Regions from separate parts of the Mus musculus genome. Here all the other regions are linked to region 3. Evidence: chromatin loops called from intact Hi-C (ENCODE). Cell type or tissue: heart. All regions are shown on one strand. Links, peaks and the distances in the headings refer to the core of each region. The heading gives the core; the rest is flanking DNA.

Region 1 (5,705 bases), core at 346-5,345, 390 kb after region 3:
AAGTCTTGTCTCGGCGTCCGCACCTTTTCCCTAGGATTGGTCAACAAGGGTGCTATTCGCCACAGCAGGAGGGAGCTACAGGTGTCAAAGGTGGGTTTGCCCCAGATGATCAGTGACGAGATGCCCAATTCCCCTGAGTTCGGATCTCCTAGTTTCTATGCCCCGTAGTCGTGATCAGACCCCCATCTGCATCACACCGGTTTCCTCCATGGATCCCTAGCCTTAGAACAGAAAGTCTCAACCCTCATCGGAAATGGGGACCAGGATAGATTCCCAGGCGCCCCGAAGGCCTGCCCCCATCTGGGGATTCGACCGGACCCGCAGCTGGAACGTTCGCGGTGGCGGTTTGCTTGCAAGACGCGAGAGTCCGGAGGCAAAGCTTTATTTGGAATCTTAGAAGGGGCGGAGCACGATCTTAGAGAACCTGGTTAGGCCCCCTAAAACGGAGAGTAGGCGGGGCACCTCTAGGCTGGTTGGGGTGGTGCCTTCCCACCTTCCCTGTGATGCTGCTCTGAAGAGGACCCTAGAAGGAGTAGATGGTCAGAAAATTGGTGGCTAGGTAGATGAGTGTGCCTGACTGCGGTCCTCCTCCGCATTCTTCCTACCCTAGCTTTCAGCAGACTCCCCAGACCGGTTCCGTGGCATTTGCATGTTTCCCAGGCCAAAGACGAGTTGTAATGGTGTATTTTGACTTGTAGCCCGCTGTAGAAATGTGATTAGGTAAACTGAAGCCTGGGGCCATCTAAATTCAGCACTAACTCGGAGCTGCTGCTTTAACAACATAAATAATGGTGCTGACGTTGGTTCTCCCCTGACCAAGGGGAGAGAATCTTTAGCTGGTGTGATGGAGGTGTGCATACTAGGCTCTGTAGTGTAGACACTGGTAAGGTGTGTTTGCACATAATGGGCAAGTGGTATATTCAGTCATTTGGGGCACTGTGATAGAATCTACTGAGCGCAGGTTTATAAGAACACTAGGTTAGCTGCAAGGAGATCCTATGCTTTCCAACCCAGAAAGGTGTTCTAGGAGACATGAAATAAGAATAATATATTAATATAGAATAATATTTTTATTTGAAAACTCAGCCGGGGTTAAAAGCATATCTAATTTGATTCATTGCCATAATGAAAAATGCATAAACGACGTGAGAAAGGGACTGTCTTATACATTCCAGGCTGTTGTTGAATCACAGAAAATAATTGTGCCAAGGCCTCGGGGACAGGTCTTGTTAGTGAAGACCTCACCACACATAAATAAAGTGTGGCATTGTACAAGGTTCTTGGGAGCCAAAGAAAGAAGAAAAAGCACCCCAAGCCCCTGTTGTCAGAGCAAAGGAAGCCTGGAGTGGTAGGGTAGCGAGAAGGGGGAGGGGTGAGATTGAATAGTACAGTACAATCAGTTTTCTTGTTTGGCATAAGTTCTCGGAGAATAGCCTTTCTGGATCTTTTTCTACACCGTGTGTGTGTGTGTATAAAACAGTGAAGTGTTCATAATAAATAATAAATGGATTTAGCTTTTTCCTCCTATCTTGCTGGTCTTTTTATGTAACAAACAGGAATATGATATACATCCTATGAGTATTTTTCACATATCTATCTTATTTAGGTTCATAAAAAATAAATTGCTGGGTCAAAGTATGTGCAGCTTAAATTGATAAATATTGTCAAATTATATTCATCTGCATGCCTGCTGTTAATGTATTGGGGATGGTCCGAGCTCCTTGGAGATTGCTAATAATTATTTTTTTTTTTGTTTCCTTCAGCGATAGCAAGAGACGGGGGGACATGAGAGATTGGGCTACGTACTACAGTAATGCATTTCCTGGTAGAGAGTTTACTCTAGAGTGAGACTGACAGACATTTCAAGATGGCCAAAGAAGAGCCCCCGAGTGTCTCCAGAGACTTACAGGAGCTGCAAAGGAAGCTGGGTTTGCTGTTAGAGTCTTTCCTGAATAACTCAAAGGTCAGTGCCCAATGCCACATATAATGGGAAACCCTGAAAACACTGGTCTGAACAAGATTGGACACTGTTTCTTTCTCAAATAGAAATCTACAATAAGTCAGGAATCTTCCTCCTAGTACCCTACTATGTCTGAGTGTGACCTTCATATCCATGTTCATTGTGGCTGCTAGAGCATCAGCCGTCATAGTGACATTCAGGGCAGTAGGACAGCAGGTGAATGGGAAGGAAGATTGTTTTCAAGACACCTCCAAATTAAGGAAGATTCCTGGAAGTCACCGAGAATCACAGACCACTAGTTACATCCCATATGGTGCAGAATTTGGTTGGATAGTGGCCCCTTGTGGTCACTGCCATTCTTTGGCTGGATCTAAAGAAGCTATTCTTAGTCTATACAGCAGACACTATTCTTTTCTTTGAAATGCTTGACTCATTTGTTCCCCTAAGCAAAGAAGCCAGCCAGTGCCTCATTTACGGTCTGAGTTTTGTGTTCCACTAGAACTCCATCATCCAGCAGCAATGATTCTTGAGCCATGGGTGCACTCACATTTTCTGGTACCCAACCCGAACTGCAAAGAAGCAATGGGTTAATTTTAAGAATATATTTTAGTTAATATACCAAAAATTGTATCATTTCAGCATGCCATCATTATAAAAATTAATGGAAAAGAGAATATTTCACACTCCTTTTTGTACTAACTCTGAAATCTAGACTGTTATTTACCTTCACAGGATTATTGTGATGCAAACTAGCCATGGTTTTTTTGTTTTGTTTTGTTTTTTGTTTTTTGGTATCCTGTCACAGATCAGTGCGGTGGGATTTGAGATGCTCAGTTTCTTTGTGTATGGATCTTTATTGTTTTCTGTATGCCTTTCAGCATGTAAACAGAATGCTAGGGCTGGGAAGATGGTCCAACTGGTGAAGCTCTTGTCTGTTAATCGTGAGATTACAAGTTTGAATTCCCAGCATCCACACACAGATGGCCATATGAGAACATCTCCCTAATCCCAGGGTCCCTATGGCAAAGTGGGAGGTTGAGACAGCAGGATCCTGGGAAGCTCGTGACTAGGTATCCTGTCTTATTCAGTGCTAGAACAACAACCCATGGAGACCCTGTTTCAGAGGGTCAGGTGAAAGGCAAGGGCTAGCCCCTGAGGTTGTCCTCTGACCTCCACATGTGCACCATTGCATATATGTGCACTCACATACATGAAAGCACACGTGTGCACTTATACAGTATATGCATATTCACAAAAAGATTGTTAAAAAGTAAACAGTAGGGGGCTGGAGAGATGGCTCAGTGGTTAAGAGCACTGACTGCTCTTCCAGAGGTCCTGAGTTCAAATCCCAGCAGCCACATGGTGGCTCACAACCATCCGTAACGAGATCTGGAGCCCTCTTCTGGAGTGTCTGAAGACAGCTACAGTGTATTTACATATAATAAATAAATAAATCTTTAAAAAAAAAAAAGGTAAACAGTACCAGCTAGCTAATACTATTACCATTTTGTTGTATATCTTCTAGACGTCTATGCCATGTGCACATAAAAGTATGTCTGCATCTAAAGTGATGGGAACTGTTTTGTGATTTTCTTTCCCTATTGGACACCATAGTTTTACCAGCTTCTATAAAACACACACTTTACCATCTAAAGCCATATGCTTCACAGAGGCCTTCTTTGGACTTGCTTCAGAATGCAATTGGCATACTGCCAGTTTACCAGGCTATTTTTAAGATGGACAAGCAGCTTTCTAGTTAGTTGGCTGAGACTTCTTGGATGTGTTAGTTCAGTAAGAAAGGTCCTCGTGGCCTTTGCACATTTATAGTTCATTCTCATGACTTGTGGGAAATCACCATTGACACTGGCTTAGCAAGTACTTAGCAAATCACGATTCTGCAGGAAACAAGGAACTCAGGTCCTGCAAGTTTCTAGTCCCAGTGTTTTTGTAATCAGATCAGTGCATGTCCTTATTTTATGCATATTTCTGGAAAGATGCATTAATGTATATATTTTCTGTTGATTGTTGACATTGAACTTAGGTCTAGCACGAGGCTAATTTGTGTCTTGAGCAAACATGCATGCATTTTCTTCATAAGGATCAGTAACAAAAAGACACTGCTGCTGCTGCTGCTGCTGCTGCTGGTGGTGGATATTTTAAATTGCTAAGCAGAAATTAAGAATGTGAACTTTGGGCTGGAGAGATGGCTCAGATAGTTAAGAACACTGACTGCTCTTCCAGAGGTCCTGAGTTCAATTCCCAGCGACCACATGGTGGCTCATAACCGTCTGAAATGGGATCTGATGCCCTCTTCTGTGTGTCTGAAGACAGTGACATTGTACTCATATACATTCAATAAATTAATCTTAAAACTAAAACAAACAAACAAACAAACAAACAAACAAACAAAAAGGAATGAGAACATTGTGGCATTAAATAGGCCACTATGCTGTAATTTGGCTCCTCAGTATCCCAGAAAGGATGAGACCAAGGGTGAAGTTGAGGAGAGACGGTACAGTCTTCTAGGATGGGGCCTCTTATCTCGGGTGCACACATAACAATCTGGGAATGTTCTTGTCAGATGACTTGATCTTGACATCAAAGATGTTCAAAGGACTGATTTTGGGGTAGAGATACATTTAAGTGAGTAGAAAAATCTTCAGACATGGTATTCACAGATGATAAGAACTGTCTGTGTGTTTATTAACCTGATGGAGGCCTTACTAAATCCCAACCCTGTACCAGGCATTTAGCATGTCTTAGTTAATATTTATACCTGCCTTCTGAGGTAGGCATTTCAAAGCAGATGGACTTTATTTTATTCTTCCCTTCCAACAACTCAGCTGTATGCAGTGGTGTAGATTTGGGCTAGATAATTTCCAGGCTAGCCTACTCCCAGACAGATGTGGAAATGGTCAGTTCTCTATGGGCCTGTTGTTCTCAGGTAGCCTTGAGATGGAGTTATTATTTCTCCTGCAAGTTTATAGTATATCAAAGTAGGTTGATTGTCATTTTAAAAACTTTTATGTAATGTGTTTGTATGCGTTGAATGGTACGTGTATGAATGCACGTGTGTGGGACACATGTGTGCAGTGCCTGGAGAGGCCAGGCCAGAAGAGGGCATTGGATCTCTGGAACTGGAGTTCCAAGCAATTGTCAGTTGCTCTGGTTGAACTGAACTCAAATCCTCTTCAAAAGCGGTAAGTGCTCTTAACCACTGAGCCATCCCTCCAGCCCACAGATAGCGTGATTTGGGGAGGAAGAAGGAAAGCAAAGCACCTATAAGCTTGCATTCGTCAGACTTTCTGTTGCTTTGACAAATACACAGCCGAGAAACAACTTGAGGGAGGAGGAGCACTTATATTTCTATCATGGGTTTAGACCATCCTGGTGCCAAGGGCAGGATAGAACAGAGCAAGTAGCTCACATCATGGTAGCCAGGAAGCAGGGGGATAGGATGGGGATAGACAGACGTACACAGAGACATAGAGATTACTTCAGGAAGGCATAGGGTAAAATGGAGCCCCAGGGGCACGCTCCTGTGACCCTCTTCCTCCTGCTAGGCTGGAGTCTCCTATAGCTTCACAGCCATCAAGAACAGCACAACAGCTAAGGTGGGAGTGGGGCTGGGGGGCCCAGGCTTCAGGACATGAGTCTGCAGGAGCCACTTTATATCCAAATCATAACAAAAACCCATCACTGACAGACAGAGGTGGTGATCTCAGGTGAGAATTATGACCCTTCA
Region 2 (5,705 bases), core at 234-5,233, 380 kb after region 3:
TGTCCTGGTCAGGTTGGGACAATTTTGTCATCCAATGCAACAGGCTCTTTATGAATGTTGTGGCTAGTACCAATATAATAGTCACAGGCACACAAGCACTTATACTTAACACACACCTACCCAAGATTCACCATTGCACCAGCATCCAAAGGGCTTATTAAATGGCTGCTTTCAAAATTCTTTCAAAACCAAGTTAGACTTGTTAAATTCCTTCAGGATGCTGTGGTGCATGCCTGTCTCCCCATCTCCTGTTCCCTTAATTCCATGCTCGAGGAAAGTAAAACAGAGATGCAAAGTTTTCTGACCTTGACTCTTCTTTATCAGAGTGGATACAACATGAAACTTTTCTTTACTGTTCTTTCCACAGAGCAACTTCCCAAGGCATAAATGTTTTCAGCTCCATTAAAAACACCAAGCAACTCAGAATTTTTCCACTTTATGCTCAAGGTTCTGCTCTCTATACTTTAAAGTAACCTGACCTTCCTCATTCCTTATGATAATATTTCTTACCATAAAGTACACAAAGGGTCTGGGATGTGGCTCGCATGTAGTAGAACACTTGCCTAGCACATACAAGGTCTGGCTTTGCTGCTCAGCACATAAATAAATTGTACAGGATCAGCCCTTTGTGTCAGTGAGCTGCACAGACTTGCATCCATGTGTGTGAAGGGTAGAGAGAAGCATGGGGCTAATGAGCCCATGGGCTCCTGGGTAAGGAGTCAGGCTCTTGTCTGAAATATTGTAATGTGCTTTCAACACTAGCTGTGTTCAAAGATATTAAAACCAGACCTTCTGTTCACTGATGGATGTGATCTGCGGGTGTTCGTGCCCACCACATGAGAGGAGAGGTCAGCTGGATTTAGGTCATGTTCCCGCTCTGGCTATTAACAGTTAAAGTGAATGCATTGCTGAAGACATCCCACCCCCCACCCCCAATTTCTTATTCTTCATAGCCAAGTGCTCAGGATAGATCTCAGAGGGGTGAAAAAATTGCTTAACTAGAACAAGTATGTTAGGTCCATTGGGGCTAGTATGACCGCTACAGGCTGATGACTTATTAAAAAAGAAAACCAACAACAAGAAACATTTCTTATAATTCAAAAGGCTGGAAGTCTGAAGTCTGGGTGTCAGCATGGTGAAATTCCGGCAGGGAGTCTAGACAGCTAGCTTTTTGTTGTGTTCTTTCCTAGTACCCTAGTAGAAAGAGGTAAAGTTCTCGCTCCTCTCCTTCCTTTTCTTCTCCTCTCCGCTCTTCCCCTTATAAGGCATTGATCTTATTCATAAGGGCTTGCTTCATCTCCTTGACTTATTGACCTCGAAAAGGTCCCCACCCCACCACCTAGTACCATCACATCAGGGGATGAAGGGATAAAAATATTCAGTCCACTGCTGTAAGAAGCTGTGGAAAGGCCTAGGAGACGCTTCCCATGGGTTTATTTTATAAATCCTTCGAATGTTCCTCAAGAGTCAAGTTCTTGATGCTACAGAGGTGCTAGTAGATTCCCCACCCCCAAGAGGAGAAATGGAAGCAGAGGCAGCGACTCTCCAGGAGAAGCACAACAAAGATGCACGGGGAGGAGGATTAGAGGATCAAAGAGCTGTCCCTAGGTGGCACCCTTGAGCTGAAATCCCAGAGACGCCTCAATATTCCACAGCTTGGTCTAAGGAAAACAAACCCATCCCCAGCTCCCTGGGTGAGGACTGTGTGGTACTGCAGCTACCGAAAGTGTAAAGCCAGACGAGAGTGCCTGAAACTAAAAACTTCAGGGACACGCCCTTGACTACTCATGGTCCACTGTGTGCTTCATTTCCCCTTTCTGATGTCAGTGGAATTGGAGTGAAATTCCTTAAACTTCTTACCACCCCCATCAGTCATCTCCAAGCTCATTTTTTTTTTTTTTGTTACCAGCTTAATTATTTCTTGGAACATAAGGTGGCTGAAGTAACATCAATTTCTCCTAGTGATAGGGATTAGATACACAACCCAAGGGTATGCCAGGAAAACAACCTACCACCATCTCCCAACCTCCTGGAATGTATCTGTAAAGCATTTATTAATTTATTTATCTATTCGTTTATTTATTTACTTACTTACTTACTTACTTACTTAATGCGTATGTGTGTTTTGTTGGTACGTGTTTTTTCACCACATGCATAGAGTGCCCACTGCGGCCAGGAGAGGGCGCCAGATTCCTTGGAACCGGAGTCACAGTTAGGGTTATGGCCTGCTTTGTGAATACTGAGTATGGAAGCTCGGTCCTCTGGGAGAGCAAGCAGGGCTCTTAACCGCTGAGCTACCTTCCTACCCTTCCTTCTCCTCCCATGAAATGTTTTTGAGTCCCTATTATGTGCTTGATAGGTACGCAGTTCTTTAAAGGTATCTTTTCTGTTGTCTTCAGTAAAACCCCCATGGTTTCTCTTTTTTACCCAGAGTTACTCTTCAGGATGCAATGGGTACAGGGCCTTTGGGTGAAAAGAACCTGAGAACTTGTGATGGTTTGTATATTCTTGGACCAGGGAGTAGCACCATTTGGAGCTATGGCCTTGTTGGAATAGTGTGTCACTGTGGATGTGGGCTTAAGACCCTCACCCTAGTTGCCTGGAAGTCAGTCTTCCACTAGCAGCCTTTGGATGAAGACATAGAACTCTCAGCTCTGCCTGAGCCATACCTGCCTGGATGCTGCCATGCTCCCACCTTGATGATAATGTACTGAACCTCTGAACCTGTAAGCCAGCCCCAATTAAATGTTTTTTTATAAGACTTGCCTTGGTCATGGTGTCTGTTCACAGCAGTAAAACCCTGACTAATACAGAAGTTGGTACCAGGGACTGGGGTATTGCTGTGCCTGACCATGCTTTTATTTGAAAGAATGTGGATTTTGGGACTTTGGATTTGGAAAGCAGTGAAATCCTTCAAATGGGGCTTAATGGGTCATCCTAGTAGGAATATGGAAGACTTTGTTGATGGGAGTGATTTGACCTGTGTTGACCTGGCCCAAGAGATTTCAAAGGAGAAGAATTTCAGAATGTGGCATAAAGACTGTTTTTGTGAAATTTTTGGTGAAGAATGTGGCTACTTTTTGCCCTTGTCTGAGAAGTCAGCCTGAGGCTGAGGTGAAGAGACTCAGATTAATTGCATTGACAAACGAAGTTTTTAAAAAAGCCCAGCTTTGTTCTCTGGCTAATTAATAGGAAGAGAAGTTTGAACAATCACAGCAAGCTTAGAAAGGAAAAATATAAAATATATGGTTCGAATATTAAAGGGGTGCCAGGAAGTGAAATAGAACAAAATCTTGTGTTCTAGGAGATAACAGATTAAGGGAGTGGGACTTTGGGGCAAGATCCTACCCAGCTAAATTTAGATCCATCATGGTGGTACACACCTTTAATCCCAGGAGACAGGAATGCTGATCTCTGCATTCAAGGTCAATCTACAGAGCAAGAACCAGGATAGCCAAGCTTAGGCAGTGAAGGATTTAGAAAACATAAAGCTAGTGATAATGTAATAGTACAAGGGGATCATGTTCTAGTTCCTGTAAGCAGAAGACCTCAGCAGCTTCAGCCATGTGGCTCTGGCTCTAGAGTTAAGAATGGAAGGAACTACTGGGACAATTGATGCTGGTCAGCTGGAGCTAAGAAATTAGCAATGATTAAGAAGAGACCGGCATCACTGAGGTGAAATCTTCTGAGAATTGTTTTCTGGGAGCACAAAGAAGCTGTGTTCCAGAGATAGCCAAGGTTGTATCTTGTGCTGCGGCTGGACTTGGTAATGTGTTAGAGTCACTTAGGTGGTACTGGTTTTGAAGGCATGAAGGTGTCAGGAAGAAGAGCTGAAGCTCAGCACTGTGAGAGGTCATGGAAGGCCATTGGAGAAGGTGTAGCCTCAGCTGTAGTTGATGGCCCAGGACTGAAGGGGTCATGCAAAGGATTTGAGGTTTGACACCATGAAGAGAGCCTATGAGAGGCTATTGGGGAAGCCTAGTTGGAGTGGAACACCCCAGTGTATTGGAGATGTCAGTACCATGGGATGATCACCAAGAACAGCAGATGTAGTGGAGTGGATCAACCTGAGCTTAGAGTGCTACAGAGGGCAGAGCTAGAGAAGTGATGCCAGCCCTTAGGAGGAGCCCAAAAGATCAAGTGGAATCCCAGACACTGAAGCAAGAAGCTGTAACATTGAAATTGCCTTGGAAACTCAAAAATGTTAAAGATGCCAGAGACATGGGATACATGCTGAGGAAAGCTGCTAACAGGGAGTGGAACCAGCCCAGAAAAAAGCAGTTTGTTTTTTTTTTTGTTTTTGTTTTTTTTGTTTTTGTTTTTGTTTTTTTTTTTTTTTTTTGCAGACAACAAAGAGGAAAAAGGAGTGGAGATCTGAAGATTGCTTTGACATCAGCCATGGAGATGCAGAGTTTGGAGTTTGCCCAGCTGGTTTCCTGTCTTTCTTTGGAGATTACAGTTAAGTGATTGGATGAATCTCAGAAGAGACCTTGAACTTTGAACTTTTAACATGAGTCTGCTATAGACTATGAGGACTTTGAAAACTGGACTAAATGCATTTTTCATTATGCTATGTTTAAGTATGGCCCCCCATAGACTCATGTGTTTGAACAAGTCTATGGGGGTCAGGGAGTGGAATGTGATGGTTTGTATATTCTTGGACCAGGGAGTGGCACCATTTGGAGAGGTGGCCTTGTTGGAATGGTGTGTCACTGTGGGTGTGGGCTTAAGATCCTCACCCTAGTTGCCTGGAAGTCAGTCTTCCATTAGCAGCCTTTGGATGAAGTCATAGAACTCTCAGCTCTGCCTGTGCCATGCCTGCCTAAATGCTGCCATGCTCCTACCTTGATAATGTACTGAACCTCTGAACCTGTAAGCCAGCCCCAGCTAAATGTTGTTTTTTGTAAGACTTGCCTGGGTCATGGTGTCTGTTCACAACAGTAAAACCCTGACTAAGACAGACCTGTTTAGTAGCAGACAAGTACCTGGGCTTGCCCTTCTCCCCATTTAATGGGTAAAGAAGACGTGGCTCAGAAAGGTAATTTCAGCACACAGTCACACAGTCGTAGCCAGACTTGGGCCCTGAGATGGGGCCTCCACAGCCCCAGCCTGTAGTTTTCTGCTCTAAGCTCAAAGACAGTGCTTCTGACCTTGCCACATCCCCAACCCCTGGGAAGCATTTTAAGTTATCACAGCTGGGAGGGGCTGTTAATGTGTTTGTTTTTATTTCGTGGGTGGAGCCCAGGAATGTTACCAAGCAGCCCACAGTGCTCACAGGACATCTCAGAAACAGATTCATCCCATCTTAAATGCCAGTATTGACATTGAGTAACGAACGAGGCACCTCAGACTTGGAACCAGCAAACATGGGTGTCTCTATCACGGGTCCTTGAGACGAGGATTTGAGTTTATTTGTGAACTTAATCCTTCTAGCTCTTCCTTCGTTTTTGTCTTCAAAACTGTAAAACGGAGATAATCCATCTCTAAGATTCTCTAACTGCTAACACTTGCATTTGCGTAATGACTAGGACCTTCCAGTACAGGAGGTACCTAACTGATTGACTGGTATGACTTGAACTCTGGGGGCAAATCCAGAACTAGTTCTGTCTCTAAAACCCCTTCTTTGGTTGCCAGTTCTCCTAAGATGTGGCCCCAGAACTTTCACTCCAAGCCACTGCTGTAGGAAGAGACTGTCTCCAAGCGCT
Region 3 (5,705 bases), core at 370-5,369:
TATCTCTACATAAGAGAACTTAACTACTTTCACAGAAGTTCCACCAGACTTAGTATTCTAAGTAATCCAGAGATAGTATAAAATATATAAGAGAACATGTGCAGGTTATATGCAAACACTATACCAAGGCAGCCAACATTATATAAGACTTACCTGAGCACTCACAGGTTTGGTATCCCTAGGAGATCTAATGACCAATCACCCATGGGTATAGGCAGGCCACTGTATCTTCCCAAATAGTCAATTTTGATTTGCAAAGAATTCTACCAGAGGATCTACCTCACATATCAGTATTACTTAGATCTGATACATGTGGTGAAGAAAAAAATGTACTAAACTTAAAAATTTTTAAGCATAAACCAGAGCAGGCTATATAAAATTACTAAGAGAACTTACCTGCCAACTCTTTAATAACTTCTTCTCTATTCATATGGCTATTGTTTCGAGATTTGTATACAATCTGAAATGTCCCTTTGTTTGGGGCTTTAAACCAGGGTTCCAGAAATGTTTCTGCATATTTTTTCATATCTTCTAAAAAAGCTTTACATGTGCCTGAGATGGGCAGCATTCGTAGAATAACCCTTGTCTTCTTTTTCTTGGTTTTGTACATATCCTGGAGAATATGATGCACTAATTTCTCAGGTTCTAAGAGAAAAAGGGGAAAAAAAAAGAAGAAACACAAGAAAAAAAAGAAAAGAAAAAACAAGACTTTTTTGTTTTTATTTTCCATCCATCTAGTATTTCTCAAGATCCTACCAAATATAAATGTTGATAGTCTCGGAATCAAACTTAAACCACAACACCTTACTGTTGTCTTCTTGTAATACAAATTAGAGTAACAAGCATTACACAGCATATTTTTACAAAAACAAAATCTGTAACTTAAAGCCCTAATTCATTAGTTAAGGAGTACAGAAGTCCAGCTCTCAGTTGGGAAAGAATCCCAGCACACAGAGCACCGTGTGACACGGTGATTCACTGGCTACTTCCCAACTAACACATCTGCCCAAGACAACAGTGCTAATATTTCCAAATTAGTGACCACATTTGAAAGTCAAAGGAATTCTATTTCCAGGTTTTAAGTGGATCAGGCCCTCTATTCCTAAATGGTAACTACCTGGAACTAAGTAGCAGCTGCTCTTTTGAGACAGAATACACGCTTTCACTCTGCCTTGAGTTACTAAAGGAAGGATGCAGCACAGCCAGGTCCCTACCCTTACCCAATGCTCACCACCCTCCACCACTCTACATTGTTAGGAAACTAAAATGGCACCCCTTCCACAGTGTGGAGTAAGAAGCAAATTCCCTGAGTGTGGTATGTGTCATCTGAAAACCTTTCCAAAACCTTCGGAAACTGATATACTGTTGATGGAATGTGGAAACGTTCCACAGAATAATTAACAGCTATACCTGGGGAGCCGTTGTCTAGGCAGCATCTGCTAAGACAGAAATGCCCAGATACTATGGGATTGATGATCTTAGGGCTGTCAGTCAGACATACCTATCCCAAGCGTCCTGATGAAGACTACATTATTCGCTCCACTCTCCACTGACTGGAATCTTCTCAGCCTCTTCTCTGTAGAAGCCTTAATGTCACCAACTTCTTTCTTCAAGGCAGCCTCTGCATCATCGTCTTCTCCCTCACTTCCAGAGGGCTGCTGGTCCTTGTCTATAAACTGTTTATATAAAAACCAACAGGCAAAAATTACAGAACACCTCATGTTCAAATGCTGTAATTAACTACTTATGTGAAACCCCCAGTGGCAGAGGTCTCAATGTTGACAAATAAATTTCTTTATTAGATTAATAAAATACAACTTCCAAAATGTACATTAAGAAATAAATTCCCCGGGCTGGTGAGATGGCTCAGTGGGTAAGAGCACCCGACTGCTCTTCCGAAGGTCCGAAATTCAAATCCCAGCAACCACATGGTGGCTCACAACCACCCGTAATGAGATCTGATGCCCTCTTCTGGTGTGTCTGAAGACAGCTACAGTGTACTTACATATAATAGATAGATAAATAAATAAATAAATTAATTCCCTGTGTGTGGTATGTGTCATCTGAAAATGCTTTCAGACCCATCTGGATAGTGGCAGGCAGGCAATGTGGCTGTGATAGGATTAGAACCAAATGTATGAGAGAACTAAATAAAATCCCTTACTCCCACTATAAGAAAGAGAGCACACAAAGCAGTGGCCGGTGCTTGCAATCCCTACACCTGGGGAGCTGAGGCCAACCTGAGGTAGCCAGCAAAGTCTTCTGTCAAAAACAAAAGGGGCTCCACAAAAAGGGAACTTGCACGAGGCACCAGCATAGACAGGGTCCTGTCCTACCAAGGTCATTTTCAATCAGGTAATAAAAATAATTGTGTACACTGAAGGAGCCTTTACAAATTCCTATTCTGCCCCCCTCCTCTCTAGTAGTGGGGCCTGCTACACTATCTTTCTCCACACTTCAGAGTGTGCAGGTGTATCCGGGATCTAAGCCAAATAATATTGGGGCTGCCAAACCGCCATAGGATGAGATCTGAAATGTATTTTCAAGGGCACTTGGAAAATAGCATCCCTTTCACTATCTCAGATCTTAGCTTGTAGCAACTTCGCACTGACGCGAGAGGTACACATCCGAACGGGTTTTAGCACACTCCCTGGTCCACAGAAGGCAATCGAGACGTGGGAGTCACTGTCGTTAGTGATGTCAAGAAAGCCTAAAGAGCCAGCCCGGAGGCCCACGCCCACCAGGCACATGACCGCAATAGTAGCCACTTTAGGGGCGGGAAGGTAAGCGGGGTCATTCAAGCACTGTACTGGCGCTTTGAAGCAACTGCCGCCTCCGCACCCCAGAAGAGCCCACGGGCGGCTCGCTCTCCCCAAGGCTCGTACCTTTTCCGGCCCGTACATGTCGTCGCCGTACTCGTTGAGCAGGCTGTAGGCCTCCTCCACGCACTTGCGCTCGTTCATGTTGCAGGTGATGAGGATGCCCTGCAGGCCGGGCTCCAGCTGCCGCGGGCCGCCTGCGTCACCGCGTCGGGCCCGCTTGGCCGGCAGGAACTGGGATTTGCCTTTGCGCTTTCCGGCAACAGGCTGAGGGGACTGCTGGGCGGTGGTCGCCATGCTTCCTACTATCCACGTTCCTTGGCGTCTTCGTCTGCGCGGACGCGGGGTGATTGCGTCACACGTACGCGACAGTTTGCCCAAGCGGTCCTGCACGCCGCCTTCCGGTGGCTCCGGTGCCGCCCAGTCCTCGCATAAAGTGACAACAGCTTCCAAGTGGGCTCTGGACGTAAACGTAGATTTTGAACTCCAGCAGAGTGTAAAACGTGCTCACAAAGAAATGGTTTATTTACCCGTTCATATTTGTTTGTTTTAAAGTTAAGGTTTATCGTGCTAGTCGCTGTTTAAAGAACGGAGGTCGTGCCATCAGCAGAACATGACATTTATTGTCCTTATTAGGTTTCTCAGGAGTCACTGGAGTCTACCATATTACCATGAGGAACAGAAGGGACTCAGTGAAGGCAGACCCTGGCACCGTGAGAGCATTAAACACTAAGTTGTAAAATGTGTCTATATTAATACTAGAGCTACTGTATTCATCTCTTTCTCCTTGCCTCTGTTAGACACGGATGTCCTAACATGTGAGAGTGACCAATTGGTAAGATGTTCTGCATACCCCTGGTTTTGACAGGAACGTTACATTTCTTGCTTCTGAACAAAACGATTGAGACAAAAGCAGTTTTGTTCCAAAAAGATTATCTCATCCACACACACACACAATGTGTGATGGATTGTAGAAGTAACTCAAGAATTTAAAAAAAACCTCTTTCTGGACCAACAAGCCAACTCAGCTGGAAAAAGCATTTGCTCCCAAGTCTGAAGATCCCAGGACCCCACATGGTGAAAAGAGGGAAGCCAACTTGGCAACTGTCCTCTAACAGCCAGGTGTGCTCATATACACACATATACATGGGCTTAAACACTCTGAAACATCCTGGTTTAGGGATGCAGTTTAGCCCCTGTGTCCCTGATCCATCAGTATCACCCTGAGTACATTTTGTCATCTGTTTACATCCTTACTGAGATGGACATTTGAACATGCACTAGGCTCCCAAGTCTGTGCTGTTGTCCCTGACTGGTTGGTTCTTGCTGCCTAATTCAAATAAAGATCATGCTTTGCTGGACCCTTGTGCCTGCTTGGGTGGTTTGGATTTTAGAACCCTAACACACATGACAGTAGGGTTAATTGGAGAAGTGATGTTCCTGATTAGGAAAAGAAAGGCTGATGTCAGTGCCCAGTGGAAAGGTGGCCCAGACAACCCTGGGTTGATGGGAATGCCCGGGAACCATGAAAGGTGCTCTCTTTTGGTTTACCTACAAACTTCATCCAAGTAATAGGGGAGAAGAAAAGATAACCGTTTAAGAAAAATAGGGCCAGGTGTGGTGGCGCACAGCTTTAATCCCAGTACTCGGGAGGCAGAGGCAGGCATATTTCTGAGTTCAAGGCCAGCCTGGTCTACAAAGTGAGTTCCAGGACACCCAGGGCTATACAGAGAAACCCTGTCTCAAAAAAAAAAAAAAAAAAAAACCAAAAAGAAAAGAGAAAAAAAGAAGAAGAAGAAAAGAAAACAAAAGAAAAGGAAGATAGAGTGTGACATACCTACCTGGATCTTAGTATAGCTTAGATAGTATAGTATAGATCTTAGATAGAGAATAGAATAGATAGATCTCAGCTAGTGTTTTATAGTAATTAAGTGGAAAGCCTAACACCCTGGTCCCCACATAGGAAAACTGAAGCCTAGAACTTGGAATTTCAGAGAAAACTAAGAATAAACTCAGTCCATCACAGGAAACCAACTGGTTGCATTAGTTATGTTGTCATTTTCTGTTACTGACCCAAGAAACTCCAGATAACCAGCTTAACATAAGACAAGATTTGTTTCAGCTCAGAGTTTAGAGGTCTCAATTCAAAGCCACTTGATGCCATTGCTTCTGACTGGGTGAGACAATATACATTATGACAAGAACCAATACAAGAAAGATTCTCATCTCCTGGTGTCCAGAAGGTAAGACAGAGTTTAGGGTGGGGTCTGAGTTTCTATTAGTCCCATGCGGTCACATGCTCAGTGGCCAAATTTCATCTCACTAAGCCTTACCTCTTTGTTTAGTACTAGGGATCTGACAAAGGCATAAGCCAGACCACTAAGCTATATCCCAATCCTTTTCTTAACTTTTATTCATAAATAGAGTCTAACTTAGTTCTCCAAATTGGTCTGAACTTGTTCTGTGCACCAGATAGGGCTTCATTTGAAATCCTGAATTACAGGGTTGTACCACAAGATTTAATTTCTCTCAGCTCTCAACAGTTCCACACTCTCCTAGTAGCATCACATAAAGATAATAAGTCTTTAATACATGGTGCTTGGAAGGCACTTAAGACCTAAACCAAGTACACTGGTTTGCGAGTACACTGCCTTCAAGAGGGATAGTCCCGATAAAGCAATGAGTTGAACAACAACCATGAAAATAATCTCTTTGCTTGGTTTAATATTTGCCAGATAAAACCCTTCCATTCACATCCCTTGGCGATATGAGGAGGACTTAACAACGTGCCGTGTGAACCGGCCCAATTCAGGAAGTGCTGGTAGCTCACATAAACTTTAAAACTGGAGCCAGAGAGATGGCTCAGTGGCTAAGAGCATGCACAGC
Region 4 (5,705 bases), core at 415-5,414, 74 kb after region 3:
ACTCAGATTCAATCTCTCCAGTTGCTGTATTCAACAAAACTGCTGGAAATTCAACTAAATAAAAGAACCATGGGTTAATACTTAAATATATTTTATTTATTTTTTATTGTTTATTATTTATTTACTTATGTACTTATTTATTTATTTCTGGCTGGTCTGGAAACCTATATAGATCAATAGTTCTCAATTTGAGCCGGGCATGGTGGCACATGCCTTTAATCCCAGCACTTGGGAGGCAGAGGCAGGCGGATTTCTGAGTTTGAGGCCAGCCTGGTCTACAGAGTGAGTTCCAGGACAGCCAGGGCTACACAGAGAAACCCTCTCTCGAAAACAAACAAACAAAATATATCTCAATCTGTGGGTCACATATCCTTTGGGGTTCAAATGGCCCTATCACAGGGGTTGCATATCAGATATTTTATATTATGATTCATAAAAGTCACAAAACTACAGTTGTGAGTAGCAATAAAAATAATTTTAAGTTTGGGGGTCACCAAAAGATGAAGAACTGTATTAAGGGGTCACAGCATTAGGAAGGTTGAGAACCACTGATCGAGATTAAGCTGGTTTCAAATTTATAGAGATCCACCTGTCTCTGCCTCTTGAGTGCTGGGATTAAGGGTGTGTTGCACCATACCAGGTCTGAATATGTGAATTATCCTGAACATACACTGCTTTCATAATAGCATCATTAAAAAATCAATTCCCTTAAAAGCTTATTCCAATACCCAAAGCAGTGAGAAGCAAAGTTATAATAAAGCTGTGCCATGGAATAAGTCAGAATATCAAAAGTATGCCCATTTTGTTTTACAATTAAACATGAACACAGCATGAATTAAAATATACTTTACTATTGAAAAGCCTTTTTTTTTCCAGTTGTATCTAATCAAAGTTTTAAATGTAATCTTAAAACAACTAGCTACTTTGGATAATCACATTCAGGTATTTGGTATTTTATTCTTTTGTAGGTCAGAGTTTTTATATTAAACTACGAGCTTACAGCATTGTTTTCTTATTGGCTGGCTTATATCTAGGATGTTTAAGAAGACTCCTAGAGCACTAGCTTTGGCCACTGGCCATCCACACTCACTTATTTCAGGGCTACTGTGGTGCTTCCCATCATTCCAGCAGGTAGACTCAAAGTCAACGACAATTAAGTAGGCATACAACTGTTCTGCAAAAGACCACAGTGTTCTTAGGTTCCGACGATGTTCCAAGGGCAAGGCTTCAAACTGTAACGTAAGCGTGGGACTTACTCAATCTGCTCCCTCCTGGATTTCCACTTGCTGGTGTAACTGACTTTCTCCTAATTAATCCAAGCCGCCTAAAAATGCAAGACACAGGAAGATCAATAAACTCATTTACACTGCAGTTAGAATATGATATTAAAGTAATAGCCCCAAACAGATGGCAAAATCATCTCTAATGTACGGTAAGTGGAGCTGGGTGTGAGGGCCCCACACCTGGAGGCTCAGCAGTCAGCAGGCCACGGCCAAACTGAACTGAGGGACAGCTTACAGCACACAGCAGGACCCTGCCTCAAACAACAGCTGCATACTGACTGAAGGAAAGGAGGGCTAGACTTTAAAAGTCCTAGGTCCTTGTGCGAATGGCCATCCTCTCTTGAGTTTAGTGTCCATTTTACCTGAGCGGGCTTCACAAACACTACTCTTACCTGTTCACGTTTTATAGTAGTACCGAGGAATTGACTATAAAGATGTATTTTTCAAGCCTTTGCTATGTACCAAGGGGATGATGCCTGTGCTTAAACTCTAAAAATGGAGGGGAGAAAGATTACCAGAGTACTACTGAAAGGTAATCTATGATTAAAAACAAAAACAAAAACAAAACAAACAAACCTCCCAACAGCAATACACTGCAGTCCAAAGAAGGGAAGATCCCAAATGATGACGAATACAACTTTAAGTAGACAGACACCTGGAATAGTTATTTTGGCTATTTGAAAAAGACAAGACGTGAGGCCAATGTAGGGATTTGGAATGAAAAACTAACATTTACTAGTCACTTCTTCAGCAAATATTTAATTAGGATGGTGACTTCTTTTAAACAATTCTAGGTGGTAGACATGTCTGCAACCTGTATTTTATGCAAGAGAAAAGTAAATGATTTGCCTAAAGATGGCCATAGTATGTTAACCTTTGACAGGACTTTTCACGCTTGAATCCTATGCTATTCATTAATACATCAGATAGGGGTTTTGTTTTGAATCTGGTTTTGTTGTTGTTTTGAGACAGTCTCACTATTTAGCCATCGCCTGCTTGAACATCACCATGAGGACCAGGCTGGCCTCCAACTTTCCATGCTGGTATTGTAGGTCCATTCCACTATGCCTGGTAAGTTTGATACTGTGTCCACAATCTCAACAAATGTGTACAACGCATCCAAAAATCTGTGCACAGCATATTCCCCCCCACCCCCCCCCAAAAAACCTGAGAGAGTCTGTGGTAATTCTGACAATAAAACTGGACTAGGCAGGTCACTTGGGCGCAGTGGCACCTGCCTGAGAACAGTGTGCAGAGCTGTCACGTTCCAGGTCCCAGGGGTCTAGAATGAACAGACCTGATAGAGCATGCCACGGTAGGGAGGACCCGGGGTTTCTCGGGCTCCTCCAACTTGTCGCGAATGGCGACGTGGGGCCCGAGAAGACCAGGGCCCTTTTCAGATCCAGACCAAACGACTGCGGATGAACACCGCCCACCCTAAGGGGAACCCCCTAACGTACCGCGCCAGTCTCTTGGTCGCCATCCCCGGACCCTGGGTTTCGCAGAGTTCAACGGCCGGAAGTCGGACGCCCCCACTTCCGGTCTGTTTAAACGCCGGCGCGGCAAGGGAAGCGGGCGCTTGTAGAGCGGCGGCGGCCGTCGCCAGCGGTTTGTGGGCGTTGCATAGGGGGCGGTTCGGGACCCGGGGGCGTGGACAGAGGCTTGAGGACCGGGAGCCCCTCGCTCTGCGCACGACGCGCCTCAGGGAGCGCTTTAAACTTCGCGACGGCTTAAATTGAGGAAAGGAGGCGTAGGTCTGTGGCCTTTTTTGCGAGGGCCAAGAGTGGTAAACTGGTTTGAGCCGCTTCAAGAGACAAACCAACCGTCACTCCTGTCTAGCGCTTTGCTGGAGAGAGGCCGCGACACGGTTTCCTGGTCGCCGCGGGGTCCTCAGCTCCAGCTGATCTTTCCCCTACAGCCTGATGGAGCAAGAGAAGGAGGAGGCGAACTCCAGGAAGAGGAAGGAGGCCCCGAACTCCTCGGCCTCGGCTACAGAGCGGGATGGACCTCCTTCGCATATTCAGGACCGCGAGCCACAAGCCAAGGTGAGCAGAGGAGAGAGCCCAGCAGGCTGGCCCGAAGTCACTTGTGGCTGGGAGTCACTTTCGCCAGCACCCGAAGGGTCCCTGCCGAAGGGTAAGGGCTCACCCACTGACCTCACTCAACTCTGCTCCCTTGGTTGTACCACCTCGTCCAGGCTCTCTCCATAGTTTAAAACTGACTTAGTGTCTGGTACACAGAATATTCATTTAACAAACATTTATTAAGATCCGTATAACAAAATATTTCAGGAATATCCATGCACACCTAAACAGGATTCTCTTGTTTTTATACAATATTTATGAAGAAGTAAAAATGAATGGTCATTTTGATGGGGAATTTATCCTGGGGAAATGATTAGATGGAGGAATGATACCAGTAATAAGAATGTTTGCCCTAGTATTTGTATTTTTAAATGTTTCATCGAAAAGAGAATTTTAAATATAAAATTTTCATTACATATTTAAAAATGCACTTAGCCTGAACCATTTTCTCATGTTAAAGTTGTGGTTATATAACTGACTGATAGGGAAAAATATAGATTAGGGTGGGGATGGTTAGAAAGCAGATGGATGTTTGTAAAGTCCCCTGGGTTGGAAACGGTAGTCCAGAGATTAAAAAGCTTGATCTTCGGAGGCTGCATTCCCGCTGTGGCTTTTAAACCTCTTTCTTCATTTCTTTGTTGTAAAATGGGAGTATGGTGATCCCCACTTAAAAGTTCTAAGAAATGATGTAGTACAAAGAAATTTCTCAAAACTGTGTGGCTAAGAGTCAGCAGTGTGGCTCAGTAATAGAGGACTTGCCTTGCATGTGCCCAGAATTCAGTCCCTAGAACAGAAACTCAAAAAAGTGGTTAATAGTAAATACCTAACCTTAGCTCAAGGCCATTGTATAAGTTAGGGTCTCTATTGCTGTGATAAAACACCATGACCTCATAACCAAAATCATCTTGTCTAGGGATGGGTTTATCTCAGCTCTCATAGCCAGATCACAGTCCTATTCACAATTCTTCACTAGAATTCAGGTCAAGAGCCAGGAGGCAGTAACTGATACAGAGGCCAGGAAGGGAGGAGGACTGCCTACCACTTTGCTCCTCAGGACTTGCTCAGTCTTCCTTCTTTCTTTCTTCCTTCCTTTCTTTCTTTCTTTCTTTCTTTCTTTCTTTCTTTCTTTCTTTCTTTCTTAATATTTTTTATTAGGTATTTTCCTCATTTACATTTCCAATGCTATCCCAAAAGTCCCCCATATCCTCCCCCCACACTCCCCTACCCATCCACTCCCACTTTTGGCCCTGGCATTCCGCTGTACTGGGGCATATAAAGTTTGCATGTACAATGGGCCTCTCTTTCCAGTGATGGCTGACTAGGCCATCTTTTGATACATATGCAGCTAGAGTCAAGAGCTCAGGGGTACTGGTTAGTTCATAATGTTGTTCTACCTATAGGGTTGCAGATCCCTTTAGCTCCTTGGATACTTTCTCTAGCTCCTCCATTGGGGGCCCTGTGATCCATCCAATAGCTGACTGTGAGCATCCACTTCTGTGTTTGCTAGGCCCCGGCCTAGTCTCACAAGAGACAGCTATATCAGGGTCCTTTCAGCAAAAATCTTGCTAGTGTATGCAATGGTGTCAGCGTTTGGAGGCTGATTATGGGATGGATCCCTGGATATGGCAGTCTCTAGATGGTCCATCCTTTTGTCTCAGCTCCAAACTTTGTCTCCGTAACTCCTTCCATGGGTGTTTTGTTCCCAATTCTAAGAAAGGGCAAAGTGTCCACACTTTGGTCTTCGTTCTTCTTGAGTTTCATGTGTTTAGCAAATTGTATCTTATATCTTGGGTATTCTAAGTTTCTGAGCTAATATCCACTTATCAGTGAGTACATATCATTTGAGTTCTTTTGTGATTGGGTTACCTCACTCAGGATGATGCCCTCCAGGTCCATCCATTTGCCTAGGAATTTCGTAAATTCATTCTTTTTAATAGCTGAGTAGTACTCCATTGTGTAAATGTACCACATTTTCTGTATCCATTCCTCTGTTGAGGGGCATCTGGGTTCTTTGCAGCTTCTGGCTATTATAAATAAGGCTGCTATGAACATAGTGGAGCATGTGTCCTTCTTACCGGTTGGGGCATCTTCTGGATATATGCCCAGAAGAGGTATTACTGGATCCTCCGGTAGTACTATGTCCAATTTTCTGAGGAACCGCCATACTGATTTTCAGAGTGGTTGTACAAGCTTGCAATCCCACCAACAATGAAGGACTGTTCCTCTTTCTCCACATCCTCGCCAGCATCTGCTGTCACCTGAATTTTTTATCTTAGACATTCTGACTGGTGTGAGATGGAATCTCAGGGTTGTTTTGATTTGCATTTCTCTGATTATT

What was found. A loop is a pair of places that touch in the nucleus more often than their neighbours do. Peaks named below come from ENCODE experiments on the same cell type or tissue, not always from the same donor. Only the 100,000 strongest peaks of a DNase experiment are listed, where the experiment ranks them.
Region 1: a loop joins it to region 3, with 4 times the contacts of the local background. A loop is called at or near these places in 3 of 42 quality-filtered maps.
Region 2: a loop joins it to region 3, with 2.1 times the contacts of the local background. A loop is called at or near these places in 3 of 42 quality-filtered maps.
Region 4: it touches region 3 in a loop (5-fold over the local background); 8 of 42 quality-filtered maps call a loop at or near these places.

What each region holds. Positions count from the first base shown.
Region 1 is chr7:120,102,867-120,108,571 of GRCm38, forward strand. It overlaps Tmem159 (transmembrane protein 159), which reads left to right. Exons shown (of 5, transcript NM_145586.1): 2 at 1,764-1,963. The coding sequence starts at 1,868. Among named protein-coding and RNA genes, the nearest start is that of Tmem159, 3.3 kb to the left of the region's middle. In heart, for the core only: a CTCF peak has its summit at 2,307 (motif pointing left); no DNase peak of the experiment used is centred there; H3K4me3 peaks cover 457 bases; H3K27ac peaks cover 136 bases.
Region 2 is chr7:120,096,408-120,102,112 of GRCm38, forward strand. No RefSeq gene overlaps it. Among named protein-coding and RNA genes, the nearest start is that of Tmem159, 3.2 kb to the right of the region's middle. In heart, for the core only: CTCF peaks have their summits at 1,589 and 2,176 (motif pointing right); DNase peaks (open chromatin) are centred at 1,634 and 2,214.
Region 3 is chr7:119,717,626-119,723,330 of GRCm38, forward strand. It overlaps Thumpd1 (THUMP domain containing 1), which reads right to left. Exons shown (of 5, transcript NM_145585.3): 2 at 2,886-3,279; 3 at 1,502-1,676; 4 at 397-645. The coding sequence starts at 3,116. Among named protein-coding and RNA genes, the nearest start is that of Thumpd1, 3.1 kb to the right of the region's middle. In heart, for the core only: a CTCF peak has its summit at 3,220; DNase peaks (open chromatin) are centred at 2,806 and 3,166; H3K4me3 peaks cover 1,724 bases; H3K27ac peaks cover 1,580 bases; H3K27me3 peaks cover 9 bases.
Region 4 is chr7:119,791,175-119,796,879 of GRCm38, forward strand. It overlaps Eri2 (exoribonuclease 2), which reads right to left and starts at 2,884. Exons shown (of 9, transcript NM_027698.5): 1 at 2,744-2,884; 2 at 1,257-1,324; 3 at 1,091-1,174; 4 at 1-54. The coding sequence starts at 2,766. Rexo5 (RNA exonuclease 5) reads left to right here and starts at 2,948. Exons shown (of 20, transcript NM_001370778.1): 1 at 2,948-3,037; 2 at 3,202-3,328. The coding sequence starts at 3,206. In heart, for the core only: no CTCF peak of the experiment used is centred there; a DNase peak (open chromatin) is centred at 2,857; H3K4me3 peaks cover 2,480 bases; H3K27ac peaks cover 1,473 bases.